Linked DNA regions of Homo sapiens: all the other regions are linked to region 1. The links are chromatin loops, found by intact Hi-C in ENCODE. Cell type or tissue: PC-9. All regions are shown on one strand.

Evidence for each region. Peaks named below come from ENCODE experiments on the same cell type or tissue, not always from the same donor. Only the 100,000 strongest peaks of a DNase experiment are listed, where the experiment ranks them.
Region 2: it touches region 1 in a loop (3-fold over the local background); 3 of 110 quality-filtered maps call a loop at or near these places.
Region 3: a loop joins it to region 1, with 5 times the contacts of the local background. A loop is called at or near these places in 2 of 110 quality-filtered maps.

Annotation. Positions count from the first base shown.
Region 1 is chr10:119,518,875-119,526,874 of GRCh38, forward strand. RGS10 (regulator of G protein signaling 10) reads right to left here. Exons shown (of 5, transcript NM_001005339.2): 3 at 7,158-7,244. Among named protein-coding and RNA genes, the nearest start is that of RGS10, 20 kb to the right of the region's middle. In PC-9, no CTCF peak of the experiment used is centred here; DNase peaks (open chromatin) are centred at 3,127, 4,377 and 4,937; H3K27ac peaks cover 2,995 bases.
Region 2 is chr10:119,457,931-119,465,930 of GRCh38, forward strand. GRK5 (G protein-coupled receptor kinase 5) reads left to right here. Exons shown (of 16, transcript NM_005308.3): 16 at 1-1,815. Among named protein-coding and RNA genes, the nearest start is that of RGS10, 81 kb to the right of the region's middle. RefSeq lists enhancers at 4,282-4,531, 7,854-8,000. In PC-9, no CTCF peak of the experiment used is centred here; DNase peaks (open chromatin) are centred at 3,671 and 4,151; H3K4me3 peaks cover 290 bases; H3K27ac peaks cover 2,505 bases.
Region 3 is chr10:119,447,153-119,455,152 of GRCh38, forward strand. GRK5 (G protein-coupled receptor kinase 5) reads left to right here. Exons shown (of 16, transcript NM_005308.3): 13 at 971-1,108; 14 at 5,519-5,656; 15 at 5,993-6,124; 16 at 7,817-8,000. The coding sequence ends at 7,915. Among named protein-coding and RNA genes, the nearest start is that of MIR4681, 73 kb to the left of the region's middle. RefSeq lists enhancers at 3,405-3,904, 7,359-7,880 and a silencer at 5,220-5,396. In PC-9, no CTCF peak of the experiment used is centred here; DNase peaks (open chromatin) are centred at 3,019 and 4,049; H3K27ac peaks cover 1,716 bases.

The DNA of each region.
Region 1 (8,000 bases):
TTTGTATTTTTAGTAGAGACGGGGTTTCACCATGTTGGCCAGGCTGCTCTCGAACTCCCAGCCTCAAGTGATCCACCTGCCTCAGCCTCCCAAAGTGCTAGGATTACAGGCGTGAGCCACCGTGCCTAGTCTCCAATTCCTTTTTGAAATCTCTTAAAAGAAAAGCATGCACCCCTGCCTCCATTGTCCCTCCCATTCATTCCTCACGCTACACACAGGCTTCCGCCCAGCCAGCGCTGCTCCACCAGCCGGCTGACGCTGCCCAGGCAGCGAGGCCTCTCAGACCTTCCTCTGGAGTGAGCTGGCCCCAGCCCTGCTCAGCATTGCGACTTTCTTCTCTTCCCGCTTCCCTCACCTTGTAAGAGCCCTGTCCTCTCAGGATCCCCAACACCTCCCTGTGTCTGTCCCCCAGCTCCTGTCTCCCTGTGTCTGTCCCCCAGCTCCTGTCTCCCTGTCTGTCCCCAGCTCCTGTCTCCCTGTATCTGTCCCCCAGCTCCTGTCTCCCTGTATCTGTCCCCCAGCTCCTGTCTCCCTGTGTCTGTCTCCCAGCTTCTGTCTCCCTGTCTGTCCCCCAGCTCCTGTCTCCCTGTATCTGTCCCCCAGCTCCTGTCTCCCTGTCTCCCAGCTCCTGTCTCCCTGTCTGTCCCCCAGCTCCTGTCTCCCTGTCTGTCCCCCAGCTCCTGTCTCCCTGTGTCTGTCTCCCAGCTTCTGTCTCCCTATCTGTCCCCCAGCTCCTGTCTCCCTGTATCTGTCTCCCAGCTCCTGTCTCCCTGTCTGTCTCCCAGCTCCTGTCTCCCTGTCTGCCCCCCAGCTCCTGTCTCCCTGTGTCTGTCCCCCAGCTCCTGTCTCCCTGTCTGTCCCCCAGCTCCTGTCTCCCTGTGTCTGTCTCCCAGCTTCTGTCTCCCTGTCTGTCCCCCAGCTCCTGTCTCCCTGTCCCCTCCGTGAATTCTGGGGTTTCCCAGACTTCTGTCCTTGGTGACAACTCTAACTCCATGTCCCCCCCAGATTTCAGACCAACCCTCCCCCAAGCTACTGACCCATGTAGCCAGTTGGTTTCTAGCAATGTGGGCATGGACATCCCACTGACACCTTGAATTAACACAAAGGAACAGAGTGGTCCCCTTCTGGCTGGCAGGCCCTGTAGCCCCTACTCTGGGAAGCTGGAAACTTCGATCCCCTGTAGCCACTCCCCACCCCCATCCCGTCTGCTGGCCTCCGGCTCCTCTCCACCCCGTCTTCTTCCAGAGATGGAATGTGGGAGACAATTCCTAGGACAATGAAAGGATCAAGACACTAACTTTACTAACATCAATTTCAGAAAGAGAATGAGGCAAAGAAAATATCCAATAAATGATATGAGAATATTTTCAAGAACTGGCTCAGGAAATGAGAAGCAGTCGGAGACACAGCAGATGACTCTGCAGAGACCCAGAAGAATGAAGCCAAGCCCCTGAACAGGTGGGGAGGGGGTGCCAACGAGAAGCGCGTCCGGAGACGGCAGGAGCTCGAGGGCATCAGGTAGCCCAGACGGAATTGATGAGGGCGGCAGAAAGAAGCCATCAGACCCCCAGGTCCTCCACCCCAGGTCCTGCTCCAAACTTGAGCAGTCAGGTGGCTCCCCCGCCACCTTCAACAGAAGAGTTGAGTTTTCTTATCTAAAGAAACAGACCCAGGGAGGCTCCGGAACAGAGAGGCACAGAGGACGGCAAGAATGAGACGCCGAACCGAATAAAGGGATTCAGGGAAATTCCAAATATAGACCCCCCGCGCCAGCAAAATTCTCCTGACACAGTTAATTAGAAATATGTTTAGTTCAGGAACATATCAGGCTTATGGCCCCCCAGGAAGAGACTAGAGGGCCCTTGTCTGGAAAAATAAAAAAGCAGAAAAAACTCAATAGGAGGATCTGAAGATGTAGTCAAAATCTCCAAAAGCAAAAAAAAAAAAAAAATTAAAAAATAGGAAGAATAAAACATGAAATTAAGGGCTCAATGCAGGGCGTGAAAGGTCATCATTGGAAAAGAGACCAGAGACAATGGAAGGAAAAAAAGTTACTAAAATGATGATAACAATAACAACATAAGACCATTTCCCAGAACTACAAATTTCCAGATTATATGGCTCCACAAAGAATTCACACAATGAATGAACTCCGCCTCTGCCTCCAAAGCCCCTGACTGAACAGTTTTAGAATACTAGTGATGAAAAGATCCTGACCAGGTGGAGTGGCTCACACCTGTAATCCCAGCACTTTGGGAGGCTGAGGCGAGAGGATTTCTTTTGGGACCAGCCTAAGCAACATGGTGAGACTGCTTAAACCCAGGAGGTCCAGGCTGCAAAGAGCCGTGACCTCACTATATTCCAGCCTGGGTGACAGAGTGAGACCCTGTCTCAAAAAGAAAAGAAAAGAAAATTGCTGGGCGTGGTGGTTCACACCTGTAATCCCAACACTTAGGGAGGCCAGGGCAGGTGGATCACCTGAGGTCAGGAGTTTGAGATCAGCCTGACCAACATGGCGAAACCCCATCTCTACTAAAAATACAAAATTAGCTGGGTGTGTTGGAGGGTGCCTGTAATCCCAGCTACTTGGGAGGCTGAGGTAGGAGAATCGCTTGAACCTGGAAGACAGAGGTTGCAGTGAGCCGAGATCATGCCATTGCACTCCAGCCTGGGCAACAAGAGCGAAACCCCATTAAAAAAAAAAAGAAAGAAAGGAAGGAAGGAAGGAAAGAAAGAAAGGAAGGAAGGAAAGAAAGGAAGGAAGGAAGGAAGGAAGGAAGGAAAGGAGGAAAGGGGAAAAATAGAAAAGAAAATAGATCCTATACTATCCCAGAGAGGGAAAAAAAGAAAAAAAAAAAAAAACAGAACAGTTTACATATAAATTACTGATTCTCAACAAAAGTAGAAGACTAAGGAATAATGTCTTCAAACTTCTGAGTGTGTTTCACCCCAGAATTCTATGCTCTGTCAGATTATCAGTGAAGTAGGAGAGTAGGGAAAAAAATAACATTTCCACTCAACAAGGTCTTTACATACCTACCTGCCAGACCCCCCTTCTCAGGAAGCTATTGCCAGCTGTGTTTTGGGCTCTTCTCTCATGAGTCATTCTGGAGGGAAGAAGTCATTCTCGTGTGCTGTTCCCAAAATGAGGGAATGACTCAGGAGAGAAGAGGACTTGGATCCAGGAAATGGAATGCCTTCATCCTACAAAGAGGAAGGAAGTTCACCATGTGTCAGGCATGGGTCTAGACCCTCGGAGACAGTGGGGAAGAAGAGGCCCCCCACTCCCAGATTCCAGAAGACAAACCACACAGAAGACGGACAAGTAAATGACATGGATATGTGAAGTTGTTGAATGCTGGATAATCCACGTCAAGGAATGAACCAACACAGGTCCTATTAAAACAACAGAGGCGAGAGTGGGATTTGTATCGACTCCTCAACAGCCTTAGTTGATGGAGAGAGAAAAATCCTCCCATGGTCTCCCTGCTGGAACAGATGTGATAAGTTTGACTGTGAAATCCAGTTAGGTTACGTGCACAACAGAGGATTAAAAAGAACTGGCCGGGCGCGGTGGCTCACGTCTGTAGTCCCAGCACTTTGAAAGGCCGAGGCGGGTGGATCATCTGAGGTCAGGAGTTTGAGACCAACCTCGCCAACATGGTGAAACCCATCTCTACTAAAAATACAAAAATTAGCTGGGCATGGTGGCACATGCCTGTAATCCCAGCTACTCAGTAGGCTGAGGCAGAAGAATCACTTGAACCCGGGAGGCGGAGATTGCAGTGAGCAGAGATCGTGCCACTGCACTCTAGCCTGGGCGAGAAGAGCGAAACTCCGTCTCAAAAAAAAAAAAAAAAACAAAGACATTCAGTTAGGCGACTTCTCCCAGTGCCTATGTTCCTCCACACTTTTTGTAGTAATTTAGAGCTTACTCCCTGGTTTTACTTCCTAGGCAGCGGGACTCACTAGGGAATGCCTGGAGTCAGAAATGTGGCTCTGAATTCTTTTTTTTTTTGTTGAGACAGGGTGTCACTTTGTCATCCAGGCTGGAGTGCAGTGGCGCAATCATACCTCACTGCAGCCTTGACCTCCCTGGGCAACTACAGGCGCACTCCATCATGTCTAGCTAATTTTTTTTTTTTTTTTGGTATTTTTTGTAGAGACAAGGTCTCACCATGTTGCTCAGACTGGTCTTGAACTCCTGGGCTCAAGTGATCCACCCACCTTGACCTCCCAAAGTGTTATAATTGCAGGCGTGAGCCACTGTGCCCAGCCTCGGGCGAGCTGCCGCTTAACCACTCAAGTCATATCCCTGCATCTTCGAATGGGAACAGTGACTCACACTGGGGCCCAAACACTCCAGGCCAAACACCCCAGGTGTCACCAATGCCTCCACCCAATCTGCATTCTCAGGCAGTGACAGGAGGGTGGCATTCATTGCTCTAAAGCAATTGCCGGGTGCATTCCAGGCTTAAGGACACAGACTTTCAAGAAGTCCTATGCTGGGCCGAGTACAGTGGCTCACACCTGTAATCCCAGCACTTTGGAAGGCCAAGACAGGCGGATCACTTGAGGTCAGAAGTTCTAGACCAGCCTGGCAAACATGGTGAAACCCTGTCTCTATTCAAAATACAAAAATTAGCCAAGCATGGTAGCACACACTTGTAATCCCAGCTACTCGGGAGGCTGAGGCAGGAGGATCACCTGAACCCAGGAGGCGGAGGCTGCAGTGAGCCAAGACCTCACCACTGCACTCCAGCCTGGGCAACAGAGTCAGACCTTGTCTCAAAAAAGGAAAAGAAGTCCTATGCTGGATGTCAGGGGTACAGGCATGGAAAGGGGCTGCCCATTCGGAAGCTCTCTCTGTAGGATGTGGACAGGGCAGGGCAACCCAACACCAGACCTGCCTGACCTGAAAGGCTGGAAGAGGCACATTGAAAGTTTGACCCCCTCCTTCCAACCACTCCATTAAAGTCCTACAGGGGCTTTCCCAGCCCTGCTCACCTTGGCACCCAGATTCCCAGGTGTGGCTGCCCTGCCAGCCTGAAGCACAGCACAGTGGCCTCCCCCTCAAACATGCCATTCAGCCCTTCTGGTCTTCCCTCAGCTCTTGTCGCCAGCCCTGCCTGCCCACACACTGTCCCTGCTCCCGGGAACCCCCTCCCAATCTCAATGCCAAGTCTCAGCTAAAAAGCCACTTCCCCTGGATCCCTCCCCGTTGCCCACGCCTTGCTCCCACGACACATGTGCTTCCCATCTCTACACTCATTGCACTTGCACAGGCTTGCTCCCCTTGAGGTGCCCGTTCCCTGGAGCCGCTCACCTGTCCTGTCCCTGGGCTGCCTTCCTGTTCAGTGCTGGGCACCAAGCAGGCACTTCACAAAGATTTGGGGAATTCAACTGAACGGAGGCACAGAGCAGCATGGTGGTGCAGACAACAACGGGTGACTTCAGGGAGCTAGTTCAAGTCCTAGCTCTGCCACGGTGCGGGGACCTCACTTCCTTGTCTACACTGCAGGGGCGGACCGGCCCACCCACAGGCCCCTCCTACCTCTAACACTCAAAAGAATAAGGCAGGGGAATGGACATCTGTTGGCTTGCTTGACTCTGAGCTAGGATTTTATGGTGAGGCTGGTCGCAGCGGTGGCACAGTCTAGCATTTATCGATGGTGGTCCCCAGGCCCTGTCCTCGGTGCTGGAGACAAAGGACAACAATGAGGCTCTTGTTCTGAAGGCCCTCAGCCTGAATCCTAGCATCCCAAAGCATCCCCCACCACCTGCTTCTCACTTTCCCCTGGGGCCCCTCTCTGCCCAGGAGGCTCCGGCCAACGTCATCCAGAGGAGAGAAAAAGCCAGAAAGCAAAATCCAAGGGTCCCGCCCAGTAACAGCTTTCGAGGTGGGCCTGGGAAGTTCAAGCCAAAGAGAATCCATCTTAGAATACTCCCTTGCCACCTCCAGAGAGGAAGGTGGTGGAGAAAAGGCCGCGCTGCGCCATCCAGGAGGATGGGTGTCTGCGCCCGGAAAGGCCTTTGAATAAACCCATGATATACATTTTCCAAGCAGTTGTCTGCAAACGCTTCACGGCTTCTGGCCCATAGATTCCAGCTTTTGGAGACGAGGCCTCAAAAACTGGCAACGCGCAAGCCGCATCTGCCCATGGGTATGTTTTGTTTGGTAGGCAAGGTTTTAAATTTTTTTTTAATTAGTTCCAACATTTAAAAATCATCTGGTTTCACGTAAGGATCCAAATGTCCAGCTTCTTTAGAAAAACAGGCGGTACTAGGTGGAATATAAGACATGCCTTGGGAAGAAAGTCCACCAGGGTCGCAGGGCAAGCAAAGATCTAGGAGATCACCATCAGTAAGCTGGCGGAGACGGAACCTGAAGCAGGGGAAGCCCAGACAGCCACAGGCCCTGAACCACCAGCTGCAGCCTGTGCAGGCAGACAGAACGTCCTTAGCTGGCCCCAGTCCCCAACACTCCCTCCAGCCTCACACCAGGAGCCTCCTTCATTCACATGACTTACTGGCTCCTGCAGGCATTTAGCCAGCAGCCTCTTAGAAAGATACAGGGCCAGGCCTCATAAACCCACCCAGGGCACAGGCCTCCTTCCCCATAATCTCATCTACCCTCCCTCATACCCAACCAGCTGACACTGGGAATGAAGGCAAAGAGGACACATCTACCCAGGAGAACAATCAGAGGCTTTCTCTGCAGGATGCTCGCCAACTATGGGACGCTCAGTACGATACACTGAATAATTGACAATCCCTCTGATGCACCTTGTGCTTTTATCATTACACATCTGCGTATCGTTTTACCACGTCCAAAATGCTAACATGTCAAAATGTGGGGAAAACATCCTCATAACTTATTCATGAAGAAAAAAATTCTATGCAATGAGGAACTCTAAGTGACATAAATTGTTATTTTTATTTTAAATATTGGTCCATTTGAACAGCTCCATTTAAAAATGGATTAACTCACCCTTTTAAAAATGATTAATATTTGATCAACACAAGATACCTAATCTGAAGCTTAAATCTTCCCCCAAAACTAATATGAATCAGGTTTCTTTAGGCAACTTCAGAATCTATTGGAAAGGCAGTTGTAACTTTATAAGGGAAAAAAATTATCAGAGTGGAGGAAATACCTGCGTCTTATCTTGCATTTTCTTAAAATCTTCACATGCTAGCCAAAACAAAACATTTTCTTCACTGAATTCCTTTTTTAAAAATTCCTGTGGATACAAAGAAAAAGAGTCACACAGTATTCTACTTTAAAAAAAAAATAAAACAAATGGCATTTCCCTTCAAAGACTGATTTGGCAAAATTCAACAGAGGAGCATGGTTCAGTTACTCTTCGAAAACCCCACTCTGAAAAACAAATGAGTATGTTTAATGTTAAAGCTATAATTTCATATGCATTTGACCTTAATGGTTTTGACATTGTAAAGAAGAGTACAAATGAAGCAGGAATGTACTCATATTTCTAAGCTGACAATAAATTACCAAAAAGTAAATTAAAGTGGAAGATATATTGGTTCCTTCCAGACAGTGTTTAAACAAAGTACATTCCTCTAAAATCAGGCTGTTTTTTAAACAAAAGAAAAGAAAGCACATTAAGTATGTCTAAAGACACCATGATACAAACTATTTTAAGTTGGAGGTATGTGTGTTTTCTTATGGCCGATCTTGGGCAGTCCATGGCACAGCCAGCTACTCTGCTGTGCAGAGACCTCCTGAGTTGCAAACACTGCTCACAGTGGCCTGGCGACCAGGAACTAGAAGCCTAGTACCACCTGCCACTCCCTCCCTGGGAGCTCCAACAGGCACCAACTGCATGAGGACTCATCCTATTCCTGACCCAAGACTTAAAGACAGAAGTAACCAGGACTCATTCTTGAAATTCACATATGGTCCTCCATCTGGCACCGGGGGCTTCTGCTGGTCAGAAAAGCTATTTCTAGATGGGATCAACAGTTCCCCATCCATC
Region 2 (8,000 bases), 61 kb before region 1:
CTATCCTCCTGCCTCAGCCTCCCAAAGTGCTGAGGTTATAGGTGTGAGCCACTGTCCCTGGCCTATACGGTCATTTTTTAAAAGATATTTTAAAATTAAAAGCAAACAACACTGTCCACCCATCTACCTGTCCAGGATAAGGCATATTTGGACGGTGAACGGATTTACTCTCGTTCATGCATTTGAGCGCTTCACAGAAGAGTCTTTCTTGCTCCAGGCATGACATTTTTTTTCACCAGACGTTCACTGACTTCGTGACTTTGAGGTGAGACATGGGATCTCTCAGAAGCGTCTCTGCATCTGCATTTCAGGAGATGAGCTGCTGTCCCTGGTGGACAGAGGCGGTCTCTGCCATGGTCACCATGATGCCCTACAAGTGTTTATTGAGTCCCCTGGGGGGCACCCAGAATACCACCCAAAATAGCAAGAAGACCCGGTCCCCGCCTTGCGGACGATGCACTCACATGCCACAGCAACCCATTCTCGCCTCTTCCTTGGCCGGGAACCCGGGGCTCTAGGGCTGCTCGCTGCTGCTGTGGCCTGCGCAGCCACGGGAGGCTTCCTGAAAGGCATTGCTCGGAGGGGCGGGGGCGGGGAGGCCTAGCCTGCCCCACAGACACAGCTGTGAGGCCTGGGTCATACACATACCAGCAAGCAGCTGCCGAGACAAATGGTGGTGGGAAGTCCTGGGAACACACACAGCCTTTGCATTGACAGCACAAGTAGGATCAGAGCCCAGGTGAGCCCCTGAGGATACCGAGGCCTTCCCTCCCTGAGGCCCGCAAGTCTCCATGCGTCTCCCGGGAGCCTGGCCCCGCTGCAGAAATCCCTTCTCTTCCTCCACACCCTGTCCTTTCCCCAAAGGCTCGTGTTATCAGTTCCAGCTACCCATCGACTTTCCCACCGAGCCGCTGCCCTCAAAACGGAGGGGGCACCGCAGCCTCCTTGAGCCTGGCATCCCAGGCCTTGCCAAAGGGGACGGTGGCTTCCTGGATAATTGGAAATCTCTGAGAAGAAGAGGAAACACCTGAGTGACACTCAGCTGTCCTCTGGGGTCCCCTGGTGTGCATGCACGTCCTCCTGAATACCTGTACTTCCAAGAGGTGGTCTCCTGTTTTCATAACCCAACACTCTGAGATAGGATCTTCCAACTTTTTAGCCCCGGCTGTGGAAAGATAGTGAGTATGAAGTCTTTGTGCATTTGGAAGTGACATCGCTGTGTGGATTATGAATACAGAGAGCTGCCATCTTCCTGATCACAATAGACCACGATTGCAAAGCCTCCTCTCCCAGAGACCCCTTCTGCGCCTGCCCTCCCCACCCACCACCCAGCTGTTGAAGCTCAGCGTGTGCAAGTCAGACCCTGCACAGGCCGGGGGTGTCTCACCTGGCCTAAACGTAAAGGCTTGTGCCGGAGACAGTGATTGAAAACATTTGAAAAGCCAGCTCTCCCTGGCAGAGAAAGACACTTCCCCCCCAAAGTGGAATTTAGATGTCTTTCCCTAGTCCATCAAGAAGTCATTTTTGTAACAGTCCCTAAGCGAGTGTTCTCAATTAGAAGAGTTTAGTGGCTTTTGGTGTTGTTAAAATAATAAGAATCCTTCTAGCATCCAAAGCTTTCTAATTTTTTTCAGGGAGATTTGGACATTAATGAATGGAAACTTCCACAGTGGCGGTCACTCCTGAAGGCAGCGGCTTCTGTTCTCCCGCTGCTGTAACTCTGTGTGTTCCGTCTATCGCGTCACAGTGCCGCTGGATCTAGATGGAGCCACTGTTGTTGTTTTTAAAAGAGAAATAAATTCCTTAATGGAAGTAGCATGGCATCGGCATCTCTCTCCTGCTGCTGAGCTCTTGTTCTGTTTCTTCTGCATACGACAGCTGTCCCCAAGATGCCTGTGGCCTTTGGGCTAACCCTTTCCTAAGGTTGACAGTGGAACCCACCCAAACCCGGCCCCCACACTGACCACCCCCTGAACTGCCCACAGATGGCCCAGCTCCAGTGGGCGGGGCCCAAGAAAACCTGAATTCTTACCAGGCCGCCGGCTTCTGATCTCAAACCCAGCAGATGGTTCTAGAAGTGCTCTGGCCACTTGGCACCAAGGAGGAGCTGGGTGACAAGGGCTCGAGCCAGTGCCAGCACCATGACACCAAACGGCGCATTTGCAGGTCCCACCTGCCCGGTCTTATACAGAAGAGGCGGGCTCTGCAGAGGGAGCCTTTCTGGCTGTCCAGGCTTCGCCATGCCAGGCACATGCTGGAACGTGGGGTAGCCAGTGAGGCACAGCGGCCCTTGCACCTCAGAACTGGGATTCCCGATCTGGGACCCAAGACCTCTTCTGTCTCCCTCGACCTGCTTGCCTTAGCTGTTAGAATGAGCAGGGCTTACTCTGAGATGTTTGTTTTAAAAATAAAGGTAAAAATAAATTTTAAAAATAAATAAATAAATAGAATGAGCAGGGCTGGGACTCAGCCAACACCCTATTGATGATATATGACCTTAAACAGGCCACTCTGAGCCTCGGTGTCTTCATCTGTAAATGAGATCACACCTCAGTGATGTGGCTGCTGGAGGATTCAGTGGGAACTCATGGGCCACCCAGCACAGAGGCCTTGGCTTTGAGCAGGGGCCTGGCCTTGACCTCACACCCATTCACACCCAGCCCTGCCTGGAGCCACACTCCAGCCAGGCCTGGAGCCTGGGGAAGAATCTGCTTACTGGGGGACCCTGTGGAATTGGACAGAGAGAAAGAGGGGCCGGCTGGCAATGAGGGTGGGATGAGGAAGGGGCTCTCCCAGGATGGAAGAATGGGGGTACTCATGGCCGAGGATTTGCCGACCAGGCGGGTAGCCCTCAAGGGCAGAAGATGCAGGGGTGGGGCAGGAAATGCTCTGATCTCAGAACAGGGATGGGGAGGACCTCCCCGCAGGGCCCAGCTCTGTCTCTGGGGCTTTCACCACTCCAGAAACTCCACTGTCCGAGCCAGCCTCCAGGCAGACAGAAGCTGCCGTCTCTCCTGGGACAGGTAGGGTATCAGTGGGAGAAACTCCAGCCCCACAGCTCCGGCCCCCCTCACCATTTACACTGCCCTGCCCAGCAGCTTTGGCCCCTTCCCAGGCAGATGGGCTGGGCTGGGCAGGAGGAGTACCCACCTCTTACCTCCTCCACACCTTTCAGGCCTGTGCCCGTCCTGTCCACACCAGACAACCGTGGATTTGGTGAGGGGACCAAAAGAGCCTCCATCTAACTCATTTTCAGGAAAGGCTCAAAGCCAGCATCCCTGGGCCCCAGAGAGCTCCAGGCCACAACCCCTGTGGGAGGCAGTCCTTAAAGCTGTTAGGATCCACCTGCCATATCCAGAGACCGTGAAGAGGAGGGAGAGCTGGGGCCCTGGGAACAGACCCTTGAGCCACAGCATGGCAGGGCTCCTGGTACCACTTTGCCCAGCAGTTTGCCAAGCCAAACATTGCCCAGGCCTGGGCCAGTTGTCATGGGGCCTTGGCTTGGCTATCTTGGGGGAGAGAGCAGGAAAAGCCCATTCAGCAGGCCATGGGGTGAGATCTAGAGTTTGCACTCTAGGGGCATCAACTACTGGCAGGTAAACCACAAGGCGCAGAAGGCTTGGGTCAGCACCTCTCATGCTTCAGGAGTTCTGACTCATTTGGAATCTTGATAAACTAGAATCTGATTCAGTGGGTGTGGGGTAGGGCACAGCCCGTGCTTCTGAGTGCTCCTGGGCGAAGCCACTGGTCCTCAGACAACACTTTGAGCAGAGAGGCCTTAGAAAGCCCCAAACCTGGCTGGGCACCATTTCTCACACCTAATCCCAGCACTTTGGGAGACTTAGGTGGGTGGATCACCTGAGGTCAGGAGTTTGGGACAAGCCTGGCCAACATAGTGGAATCCCAACTCTACTAAAACTATAAAAATTAGCTGGGTGTGGTGACATGCACCTGTAATCCCAGCTACTTGGGAAGCTGAGGCAGGAGAATCCCTTGAACCCTGGAGGTGGAGATTGCAGTGAGCTGAGATTGTGCCACTGCATTCCAGCCTGGGTGACAGAGTGAGACTCTGTCCCAAAAAAAAAAAAAGAAAGAAAGAAAGCCCCAAACCGGAATGGCAGGCTGGGTCTATAGTCAAACCAGGTCCTGTATTCTATGGTACAGAAGTTTTATTAATACTCACCAACATTTGCCCTGCCCTTGAGGGGAACTGATACCAGTAGTTTTCAAAGTCTGACACCCTCACCACTACAGGCTGCAGCAGCAGCCCTGTGAACTTCTGAGAGATCCAGGTTCCTGCTCCCCGTGCCAAGCCTATTGAGTTAGGAGTCTGGGTGGGACCTATGAACAGGACCCCCAGGTGACTGGGGTGCACACTCCAGTTTGAGGCCCACTGGTTTACAAAGCGCTTTCATCTCATTGAGGACGCTTAGGGCAAAGCAGCCACTGATCTTCCTGCCGATGGCTTTTCAGAGTCACAGAGGGCTGAAGAGAGTGAGGCTCTTACCTGCAAATGGAAGCAGGTGGGTACAATTGGCTACCACTGTTCTTAAACAAAAGGAAAGAGGATACGACATAGAATCCTACTGTCATATTTTTAATGAAAAGATAAACCAAAAAAAGGAAAAAAGTTACCTACAGGGAGAGGGAAGCCACCAGGGGAGGAGAGTGAGAGACAGATATAAAAGCCAGTCTGCTCAGAAATGTGCCTTGTCTTGTAGATTTGACTTTGCAAGCACACGTCAAATAAAACACAAATCCAGACTCAGTGGGGAGAGAACTATTTGAAAGATTTTTGCAAGGGAGGAAAGGGGCTACTGCAACAGGGGCTGGGATGGAGAGCACTGCAAAACGCAGAAGGCTTGACCATGCCATCTGCAAGGGTCTTGAGGGTTAGGCGAAAAGATGATCTCTTTTGTAGAAAGAACAAGGCTAGAAAGAGCCAGGTGTGGAAAGTGGGATGAAAGGGTGATGTGATTAGATAAATAGATCAGAAAATGTCACCCTGAGGCAGCCTCTGCTCTGGAGGGGCTGCCTGCAGGCTCAGGCTGAGTTGGTCAAAGTTCAGAGTCCAGGAAGAAGGAGTGAAACTTACCCAAGTCTGGCTAGCAAGCATTTTGTTTCCATGGATCAGTGGGAACAGGCCGTTCAGCTAATCATTTATGAGGCAAAGAATGGGAATTTGGAGGGTCTGTGTCTGGCCTTTCATAGATAAATAAGGGGGACATCCCTCGGCCTTATGGAAGTCTGATGTGGTTGTCTGTGTCCCCACCCAAATCTCGAATTGTAATTCCCATAATTCCCACATGTTGTGGGAGGGACCCAGTGGGAGGTAATTGAATCATGGGGGCGGGTCTTCCCCATGCTGTTCTAGTGATAGTGAATAAGTCTCATGAGATCTGTTGGTTTTATAAAGGGGAGTTCTGCTGCACACACTCTCTCTTGCCTGCCACCATGTAAGATGTGCCTTTGCTCCTCCTTGCCTTCCACCATGGTTGTGAGGCCTCCCCAGCTATGTGGAACTGTGAGTCTATTGAACCTCTTTCCTTTACAAATTACCCAGTCTCAGGTATGTCTTTATTAGCAATGTGAGAACAGACTAATACAAAGTCATATGGGGAAAGGTGGTTTTTTGCAGCATGTTGTTTTCCTGGAAAACAAAAATGTGAGGAGAATCTCTCGTTTTGGCTTTTTGTTGTTGTTTTGTTTTGTTTTATGAGACAGGGTCTTACTCTGTCACCCAGGCTGGAGTGCAGTGGTGCAATCATAGCTCACTGCAGCCTCTGACTCCTGGGCTCAAGCAATCTTTCCACTTCAGCCTCCAGAGTAGCTGGGATTACAGGTATGTGCAACCACACCCGGCTAACTTTTTTAAATTTTTTGCAGAACTGGGATCTCATTATGTTACCCAGCCTGGTCTTGAACTCCTGGCCTCCAGGGATCCTCCTGCCTCGGTCTCCCAAAGTGCTGAGATTACAGATTGAGCCACTGCACCTGGCAGGGGGAATTCCTTTAATCTTCACTGTTTTCCAGGAGCACCGGGCTCAAGTAAAATTCACTATTGTCATATGTAATATATGTTTTTGATAATTGTAAAACAAAACTAAAAATTTTTTATAGCAGCCCCTATAAACCAGAAGACAAATGGAAGAAACAAATCTGTTCATATGCAGGTGGTGGCATAATCACACAGAGACCATCCCCAAGTGACTTTAAGGCACAGAAATGTGACTGTAGGTTCCCAAAGAGGGGCATGCCCTAAAGACAAAAAGAGTTGCCAAAAAAATCTTAAGCCATTTTCACTAAACATATTGTCAGTAATAACGTGGATGTTATTATTCCTCAACTAATGTATATTATAGGGCAAAACATCTAATTCTGTTAATGTAATTAAGAGCAAAGATTTTTCAATGTAAGAAAAAATAAAAAAATAAAATAATATCAAAGAAGAAAAGCCTTTTAATCCAACCCAAAATAAGCTTTCTCTTTATAAAATAGGCATCCATGAGAACTTTGGCTCCTTGAGACAACACCATTGACTCCCCGTGAGTGTTCAGGACTTTTTCCTGGCCACGGGAGATGGAGGAGTACTGGACTTTGATGACGGGGAGGTTCCTTCCAGTTCCAACATTCTGCCAGACTTATGCAGCTCGTTCTATCTTTGCCTCCCACTTTACCTCCCTTTTATTTTCTCTTTGATATAAGGATTGCCATTTCAGCCGGGCATGGTGGCTCACACCTGTAATCCCAGCACTTTGGGAGACCGAGGCAGGCGGATCATGAGGTCAGGAGTTCGAGACCAGCTTCACCAACATGGTGAAACCCCGTCTCTACTAAAAATACAAAAATTAGCAGGGTGTGACGGTGTACACCTGTCGCGCCTGTAATCCCAGTTACTCAGGAGGCTGAGGCAGGAGAATCTCTTGAACCCGGGAGGCAGAGGTTGCAGTGAGCCGAGATGGCACTGCTGCACTCCAGCCTGGGCGACAGAACAAGACTCCGTCACAAAAAAAATAAAATAAAATAATTGCCATTTCTAAAAATAATAATAATAAATGAAGGGATGAATGAAGGGTGAAAAATATCGGGGGTACCATTTACATTGTACTGTAGTACTCCTTGGAGTTATGCTATTCAGATGTTCTAGGATGGATGGATGGTTGAATGGACGGGTAGAAGCAAGGAATGAAGGAGGGAAGGAATGTAGGAGACGAAGGAATGTAGGAGGCGAAGGAAAGAAGGAAGGGAAGGGAACGGAAGGAGGAAGGAAGGGAGGGAGGGAAGGAAGGAAAAGGAAAGGAAGATCCATGAGTATGAATGAATAGATGGTTAGATGGAAGGAAGCAAGGATGGGTAGGTGGTAGATGGGTGGATGGGTAAAAAGGTGGGTAGGTGGGTAGATGGATTGGATGAGTGGATAGAAGGAAGGAAAGGTGGGGGGTGGATGGATGGATAGATGAATGGATGGATGGATGGTTAAATGGATGGAAGGAAGGGTGGGTGGGTGGTGGATGGATGGATGGGTGGGTGGATGGATGGATGGATATATAAAAAGATGAGTAGGTAGGTAGATGGATGGATGTGTGGATGGATAGAGGAATAGATGGATGAATGGATGGCTCAATGGACAGATGGATAGAAGAAAGGAAAAGTGGATGACAGTTGGATGGGTGGCCATGGTCCTATGAACAAGTTACGCTCTATATACAGACCCAGTGGAGGATACACTTCTGCAAAGGAGCACCTGTGCAAAGCAGACCTTCCCCAGAGAATGTCCAAACCTTTGCCTGGTATCTTGTATTTATGCAGGTGGCACTTGGCCCAGCAGAATCAGGTATGGAGGGTGGTTATTTAACCAAGGTCTACAGCTCTTGATATGGCAGCCCCTGACCTTCAAGCACTTCTGTGTGGCAGTGCCCAATGCAATGATGTGGGACAGAGCGCACATTCTGAACTCTATATAGAAGGGTTGGGTCAATGCTGGTCACCATAGTGACGCC
Region 3 (8,000 bases), 72 kb before region 1:
AGGTCTAGCCCTCTGGCCTCATTCATAGCCTCATCCCGTCTCACCTGGGTGTCTGCTCCCAAAGACTCTTCCTCTCCTAGTAACCTTCCTGCCTCGTGGTTCTGATGAAGACACTCTCCTACCTCAACCATCCCTGGCTCCTTCTACCTCCAGATGAAAATCCCGCCACCTGACCTGGCCTTCAGGATCCTCTATCATCTCTCCCTGACCAGCCCCCTCCCCTTGACCCATCTCTGCACCCTCCTCCCGCTTTCTAAGTCAAACGTGTTTTGGGTGTTCCCCAGACTCACCCTGCACGTCCTGCCACTCTGCTTTGCTGGTGCAGTTCCCTCTACCTGTATACCCCTCCCCCTACCCACACCTTGAAAGCCTATTTGTCCTGCAAGACTCAACTTAAATACCTCTTCCCCGTGCAGCTCCCTGACCTCCAGCTGGCAGCCAGTCATGCCCCCTGCCCCCGGGGTGCCCGATCTGTATCACCTTGATGCGTCCTCTGAGCATGATTAGCCCCCCATGAGTCTGAGCACTCCTAGAGGCCAAGTGCCTCGGTGGTGCCTTCTCTGTCAGGAAGGGGCTTGCACCCAGGAGGTACAACTCTGCAAATTAGCTGAGTATGTGCACGAGACAGAGCTATTGATGCAGTCCTTGCCTTTTGTTGCTTACCCTACACAGAAGAGGTGACAGTGACTCGACACCCATTAATGAGTGCCCACCATAACCCAGGAACGAGGTCTGTAATCCTGAGAGAAACAAGATTCCTGCTCTCCTGTCCCATCAGGCATCTAGCCAGGCTGTGAGTGTGTGAGCACAGATGCACGCCAAGACTCAGAGGCAGCCCTGAAGCAAGACCTTTGCAGGGTGGGGCAGCGTGTCTTGGGTTCCTAGGCATGGTGCAGACACTGTGGAGGCAGGAGGTCCGGACAGGAGGAGAGGCCCAGGGGACGTGGCTTCATGGGGCTCTCTGTTTCAGCTGCTCACGAAAGATGCGAAGCAGAGGCTGGGCTGCCAGGAGGAGGGGGCTGCAGAGGTCAAGAGACACCCCTTCTTCAGGAACATGAACTTCAAGCGCTTAGAAGCCGGGATGTTGGACCCTCCCTTCGTTCCAGACGTGAGTAGCCTCCCCCAGCCCCCAGCAGCTCCCTTCACAGGGTACCCAGGGCTGCCCCCGAGTGCTGCCTCACAGTGAGCTGGTGCAGAGTGTGGGGCACATCGTGTCTTTGTGGGGACCAGGGTCCCCTCCCGGCCACTCCTCACCTAAGCTGCAGATGAACTTCACGCCAGGCAGTGCAGAAGAGGCGTGGGCCAGGGAGCCCACATTGGCTGTCCAGAGACTTGGGCACTTTCCCAGGTCTGGGGGTCCTGGACAGATTCCTTCTAAGCGTCAGTTTCCTCCCTGTCCAGTGAAACCAGTAACACTCATGCCTCCCACCTGCCTGGGAGATTTGAGGGTGAAATGAGAACTGAATGGGGAATGCTTTCAAGAGCATTGACGGCCACTACATTCAGTTCATCTTGACCAGCATGCATGCATCGAGCACTACTGTTGACGCCAGGTTCTGGGCCAGGCAGAAACATAAGAGGCCCCTCCCCCAGCAGCTCACATTGCAGGGAGTTGCATCTTCCCAGGAGGTCCCCAGGTCCCCCAGTCGGTGTGTGAGGCAAGATTCCAGCTGAGGTAGAATTGTCCTTGAAAGTCCCCTACATGGTCTATAAATCATGAGCTCTCAGCTGGATCAGAGGCCCAAGAGATGCAGACCAGGCAGAGGCTGGGTGATCTGTGCGGGATACGTGCTGTGATTCCGGGGCCTGCTCTGTTTAAAGTCAGGGAGTCAGAAGCCAGGAAGGCCTGCTGTGCTTCGGCTCCTGCCACGCTCCCGCGGATGACCCCTTGCTGGCAGGGGGACTGGGCCGGGGACTATGGAGGCCGTGGGAGCAGCAGTGTGCTGCAGGCGAATGACTGCATCTCCAGAGAGCTCATGTGCACCTCTCTTCCCAATTCCGTGTCCAATGGCTTTGCGTCGGTAGCTTACAGTAGATCTGGTGGTAGCATCTGCACAGCAGCAATTTGCAAATGCTACAAATCAGGGCCTCTGCGTCCCCCTCTCCCAGAACCAGTGGTTATCACTTACCAGTACCGCCCTGAGTGGAGGCAGGTGGGGACCGTCCTTGGAACTCTGGCACCCCCTATACATGGGGATTCCCTGGTCCTCTGGGACAGAAGGTGGCTTGGGAAGCTGCTAGGTGCGGATCAGTGTCCATGGCAACCACACCACAGACCCCGTCTGGCCAGGGATGGCATCAGTGTGATGGGTAATCAGGGAATGCTTTTTGGAGAAACACGGGGGCCACTGAGAATATAAAGAGTAGGCCGGGCACGGTGGCTCATGCCTATAATCCCAGCACTTGGGAAGGCTGAGGCAGTCGGGTTAGGAGTTCGAGACCAGCCTGACCAACGTGGTGAAACCCCATCTCTACTAAAATACAAAATTAACCAGGCTTGGGGGCACACACCTATAATCCCAGCTACCTGGGAGGCTGAGGCAGGAGAATCACTTGAACCCAGGAGGCAGAGGTTGCAGTGAGCTGAGATTGTACCACTGCACTCCAGCCTGGGCGACGGAGCGAGACTGCATCTCAAAAAATAAAAAGTGAAAGTCACTGAATGCTGCAAACTCAATCTGCAGATGAGCTTGAGCAGGCAGGGGGAGGATGGTAATCACAGCATTGCTCTCGACCCTGGCTGCCTGGCGAACCGCCTGGGGAGCATGAACAACACTCGCCTTGGATGCAGTCCCCAGGGAGTCTGGGGTAAGACTCGGGCTTCAGGAGTTTTGAAACCTCCCCAGCTGATTCTAGCGTAGAGCCAGGGTTGAGAGTCACTATTATGGGAAGTGCCACATGCAAGGAGTGTGTTGTTTGTTGTTTGTTTTTAGTGCCAAGGGCTTTGGGAGTGGCCACTCCTTGGTGTTCCAGGAAACCACATAGTGTTGAGTGCATGAACATCACGGTTGTGCCATTGGGCTGATGTCCGAAATTGGAGAGGATGTGGGCATCCAGACTGGGGGTGTGGCAAAGGTTTGGAACCCGGGTGGCCATCCTTGTGGCCTCTGGGCTACCTATTGCTATGGTGACGGGCTGAGATTAGTCATCGCATTGGAGCTATTCCTCTACCTTCCAGCACACTCCAGGTCCCGTGCCAGGCCCCAAGGGAGATCCCATGGCACACAAAACAGTTGGTTGTTTCCAGTCTGAAGAGGAGCAGGGGTGTCAGCAAAACCCCTTAAATAGAAGTAGAAATACGAGTCACAAGAGAAGAGAACAGGCAGCCTCCGGGAAGATGGGAGAGTAGCGGGGCCTCCGTGCGTGCACCCAGGCATGGCTGGAGAAAAGCGCTCCAGGCCCTGGAAGCAGCATGTGGAAGGAGGCGGCTCTGAGGGTCAGAGCGACCAACTGTCCTGCTTTGCCTGGGACTGTCCTGCTTTTAGCACTGAAAGTCCTGTGTCCTGGGGAGACAGGGACAGTTGGTCACCCTGGGAGTGACCCTGGCCACTTCGAATCAGGGCATTAGGAGGATGAGGTAGCAGAGCCCCGCAAAGCGCACAGCCTGACAAGGTGCACAGAGCAGCCCACCGGTGCCCTCCTGCCTCAGCCGTGTACCCTGTGGCCCAGGGCCTCTGTTCCTGGCATCCGAGGCCTCAGGTCAGCAAAGGTTGCAGGCCCTGGAGTGCGAAGCCGCTGTGAGCTGGGGACTTTGCCTTTTCCCCACTGGCCCTCCCCAGGCTGCACGCCAACCCCCAGTCATCCCTGCCAGCCCCCCACAGTCATCCCGCCCCCCACAGTCTTCCCTGCCAGCCCCCCACAGTCTTCCCTGCCAGCCCCCCCAGTCGTCCCTGCCAGCCCCCCACAGTCATCCCTGCCAGCCCCCCACCATCGTCCCTGCCAGCCCCCCACCGTCGTCCCTGCCAGCCCCCCACAGTCATCCATGCCAGCCCCCCACAGTCATCCCATCCCCACACCACTGTCGGGGCTGCTGCCACATTCCTAAACCACGAGCACTGTGAGTGACATCATCTTTTTCACTTCCATTGACTCTTTTTTTAAAATAAAAATCAATGTATTTTAAAAGGAAACCTTTCCAAGGAAATAATAGCCATGAAAGAGGGGTTTGGGTGTGCCAGGTAACTTTCTGTTCCATTACAGATTTTTAAAATACGCTCATTTCTTAACATTCCTCTGCAAGCCACCCAGGGCCAGCTTCGTGAGCTTGACCTGGCACCCCCTAGGGCACCCTGGGTCCCCACACCTGGCTCAGTGCCCTCTGTTGCCATCTTAAAATTCTAAATGTGGAACATGGACCCTGCGTTTTCATTCTGCGCTGAGCATGTGAATGATGTGGTCTTGCTTCCAGCTAAAAGTCCGCTGAGTTCCACGGTGGCGTGCACCCCGGGCTTTGGGAACTAGAGAAGGGTCGCAGCTCTGCAACTGGACACCCCTGCCCGCACCCCTGCTTCCGTCCACGTGCACTTGGGCCCATGGTTTGCTTTGCTGGGGACAGCATGGCCTTGAGCCTTGAGCTGGAGACCAGAGCAGACTGGAGGGGAGAGTCCCAGAAAGTGCCGAGCCCTGAGACCATTGCTAGAACCTTCCTGGCATGGCGGAGCCCATGCTGAGCCGGTGCACTGATTCACAACCTTCGTATTAGCCAAATGTCAGGAGACTATAAGCAGGAGGTAGCCTCTACCCTCCAGTGACAGATGTGTCACCAGGTCTGGGGATCCCTTCACACCCCACCTGGGGCTGTCTCTATAAAGGCCTCATCTCCAGAGGCTCTGGGAAGCCTCCCCACACCAACCTTGAACTCTTAGAGGGCAGGGTCCACCCAGGTTCATCTCTGCCCTGGCATAGAGCAGGCCCCCAGTGCACAGCTGAGGGACGAGTAAGGCAAAAGATATGCCTACCATAATAATACCAGCTCCCAGTTACGGGCGCCAGGCTCGGTGGCCAGCACTGACAGCAGCCCCATCGCCCAGGTGCCTCGTTGTCCCCATTTTGCCGGTAAGGAAACAGGACATAGGCCTCAGGGGATATGAGACTTCCCCAAAGTTCCTAAGCCCCACAGCTGGGACTCTAGCCCACGTCTGTCCAGTATGGGTAAGGGAGTGATGGCAGGAATGAGCCCTGGGCTGGGCACCCAGGTGCCCCGAGCTCCTGTGTCACCCCAGCCAGGGTCCCCGTCATGGATCTGAGAGAGGGCTGCACTGTCATCTGGAGGGGTCGCACAAAAAAACCACAGGCCATCATCTGAGGTGGACAGGAAGCCCAGCCAAGCCACTGGGGCCGACCCCTCCCCTGGACTCACCTGCATCTGAGCCACACACCCTCCAGCCACTACCCATAGCAGTTCTGGGGGTGTGTCCTGGGAAGACTCCCTTCTGCTCCCCAAAACCCCAAGGCCTGGCTCGGGGCCACTGGAGCCGCAGGCGGGACATATGTGTGACCGGCCCTCTGCCCCTGGCAGCCCCGCGCTGTGTACTGTAAGGACGTGCTGGACATCGAGCAGTTCTCCACTGTGAAGGGCGTCAATCTGGACCACACAGACGACGACTTCTACTCCAAGTTCTCCACGGGCTCTGTGTCCATCCCATGGCAAAACGAGGTGAGCAGGGCAGACCACTTGCTTTGGTCTGGGTGGGAGGGAGGGACTGACGGGTGGAAGGAGGCGTCGGGAATATGAGTTTGGCGGCAGGAGGCTGAGCGCATGGTTTCTGTTTTCTCCATGAAGGCAGCACACAAAAGCTGTCAGTGGCCAAGTAGGGAGCTGTAGCCACCACGGGCCAGTCATTGACGGGGAGCCTCGCCCAGCCCCTGAGACCTGGAGGGCGTGTGGCTCAGGGGCAGGTGAGGCCAGGGGAGGGAGCCCCAGTGGCTTTGCTGCTGGGCTTCCTGACTGCCCCAGTTGACGGCCTGTGTTTTGTTTTCACGGCCCCTCCAGATGATAGAAACAGAATGCTTTAAGGAGCTGAACGTGTTTGGACCTAATGGTACCCTCCCGCCAGATCTGAACAGAAACCACCCTCCGGAACCGCCCAAGAAAGGGCTGCTCCAGAGACTCTTCAAGCGGCAGGTGAGACACCCATGCCTGGCCAGTCCTGGCATCAGCTCCGAGACCCCTGGCTCACTTCCATGGGAAACGAGAAGACCCACAGTAGAGACCCTTGGAAGGCTTGGAAGTCTGGGGCAGTAGCAGCTTGGAAGGGCAACTGATTATGTCCAAGGCCCCTGATACCCACGGCAGCTGATGGGATCCCCGGGGAGAAGGGCAGGGCCAGCCCAAATTCACCCTCCCTCTGGGTTTCTCCGCCTTGACACTGTTGGCGCCTGGGGCCGGTTAATTCCTTGTCACAGTGCCGTCCTGTGCATCGCAAGATGTGGGGCAGCAAGTTTGGCCTCCACCCACCAGATGCAGCAACACGCCATCCCCCAGTCGTGAGAGCCCATAAAGGAGCCAGACATTGCTGAATGTCCTCAGGGGCACAGTCACCCCTGATTGAGAGCCACTGCCCTCTCTGGCCCTTACGAAGCCTCAGTCATATAAAGACTGAACATCATAAGCCCAGGGAGAACTGGGGGTAGAAGCTGACCCCACAGAACCTTCCGGCTCCTGGGATGGCCCCCATCCAATGCTGTGCCCTCTAGCTGGCAGCCAGAGGAGACAGGGCCCTTGGGAAATGACACTTAGAGCCTGGCCCTGGGTAAGGGTTGGTGTGGGCCAATGGAGGAAATGCGGGGGAAGGGCCCCCACCTCACCCCACACCATGAAGGTGGCCACCATACACCCCGTCTTGGCCTGGCCCCTGAGGAAGCTGTGGCCCAGTGTGCCCGCCCTGGAGCCTGGGAGGCTCCCTCACCTAGTTCTGCTCCTTCCTCCTCTCCACAAAGAGCCAGCTCCAGGATGGACACACTCAGCCAGTGATAATATAAAAATACAACGCTTCAATGCTTCCATCAAGTAAAACGGAAGTTCCAGAAAGAATGACCTCTCCCTCCCCTGATGGCCAGGCATGCTAAGAACACCCTGGGTCCTAGAAAAAGAAATTACCATGGAGTCTCACAGACCCGGGTTCAAACCCAGCCCTGAGACTTCTTGGTTATGTGGCAACTTACGGAACCTCTCCCACCTCAGTTTGCCTGCCTGAAACATCAGGATAGAAATGCCCATTGCCTAGAGCCACGGGTGGCGGCCCACATATGGGCACCAGCACCTGTGAAGCAAACGCTTCTTGCCTCCCTCCTCCTCCCCTCTGCAACATGAAGGGCCCAGCACTCACGGGATGCAGAGGGAAGGCCTGAGCAATGGGAACGACCGCCCATCTCTCCCAGGCCGGCCCTCGCTAGAGCCCTTTGCATATGAGGCCCCATTGTATCCTCCCAGCCACCCTGTGCGGAAGCTGCTCTTCTCCCGTGTTACAGGAGAGGAAACTGGGAGATGGAATTGCATGCCCAAGGCCACTCTGCGAGGGAGGGGAAGACTGAGAATTCCAGCCCAGGCAGCGTAACCCCATGCCTGCAGGCTTAACCAAGGTGGATATTATAGGAGGGGCCGCCTCCACCCTGATTGGAGGTTCTGTTAATTCCATAGCTCTTCCCAGGTACCTGTGCCTCCAGGGGTGGCCCTTGTACCTGGCTCTGAGGGGAGACTGCAAAAGGCAATAAAAAGCAAGGGTTGGAGCAGGCAGAGGCAGCCCCGACCCATCCCCAGGGCTCCCAGGACTGACTTCTGTTCTCTCCACCCCGTCTCCCCCAACCCCAACCCCAGCATCAGAACAATTCCAAGAGTTCGCCCAGCTCCAAGACCAGTTTTAACCACCACATAAACTCAAACCATGTCAGCTCGAACTCCACCGGAAGCAGCTAGTTTCGGCTCTGGCCTCCAAGTCCACAGTGGAACCAGCCCAGACCCTTCTCCTTAGAAGTGGAAGTAGTGGAGCCCCTGCTCTGGT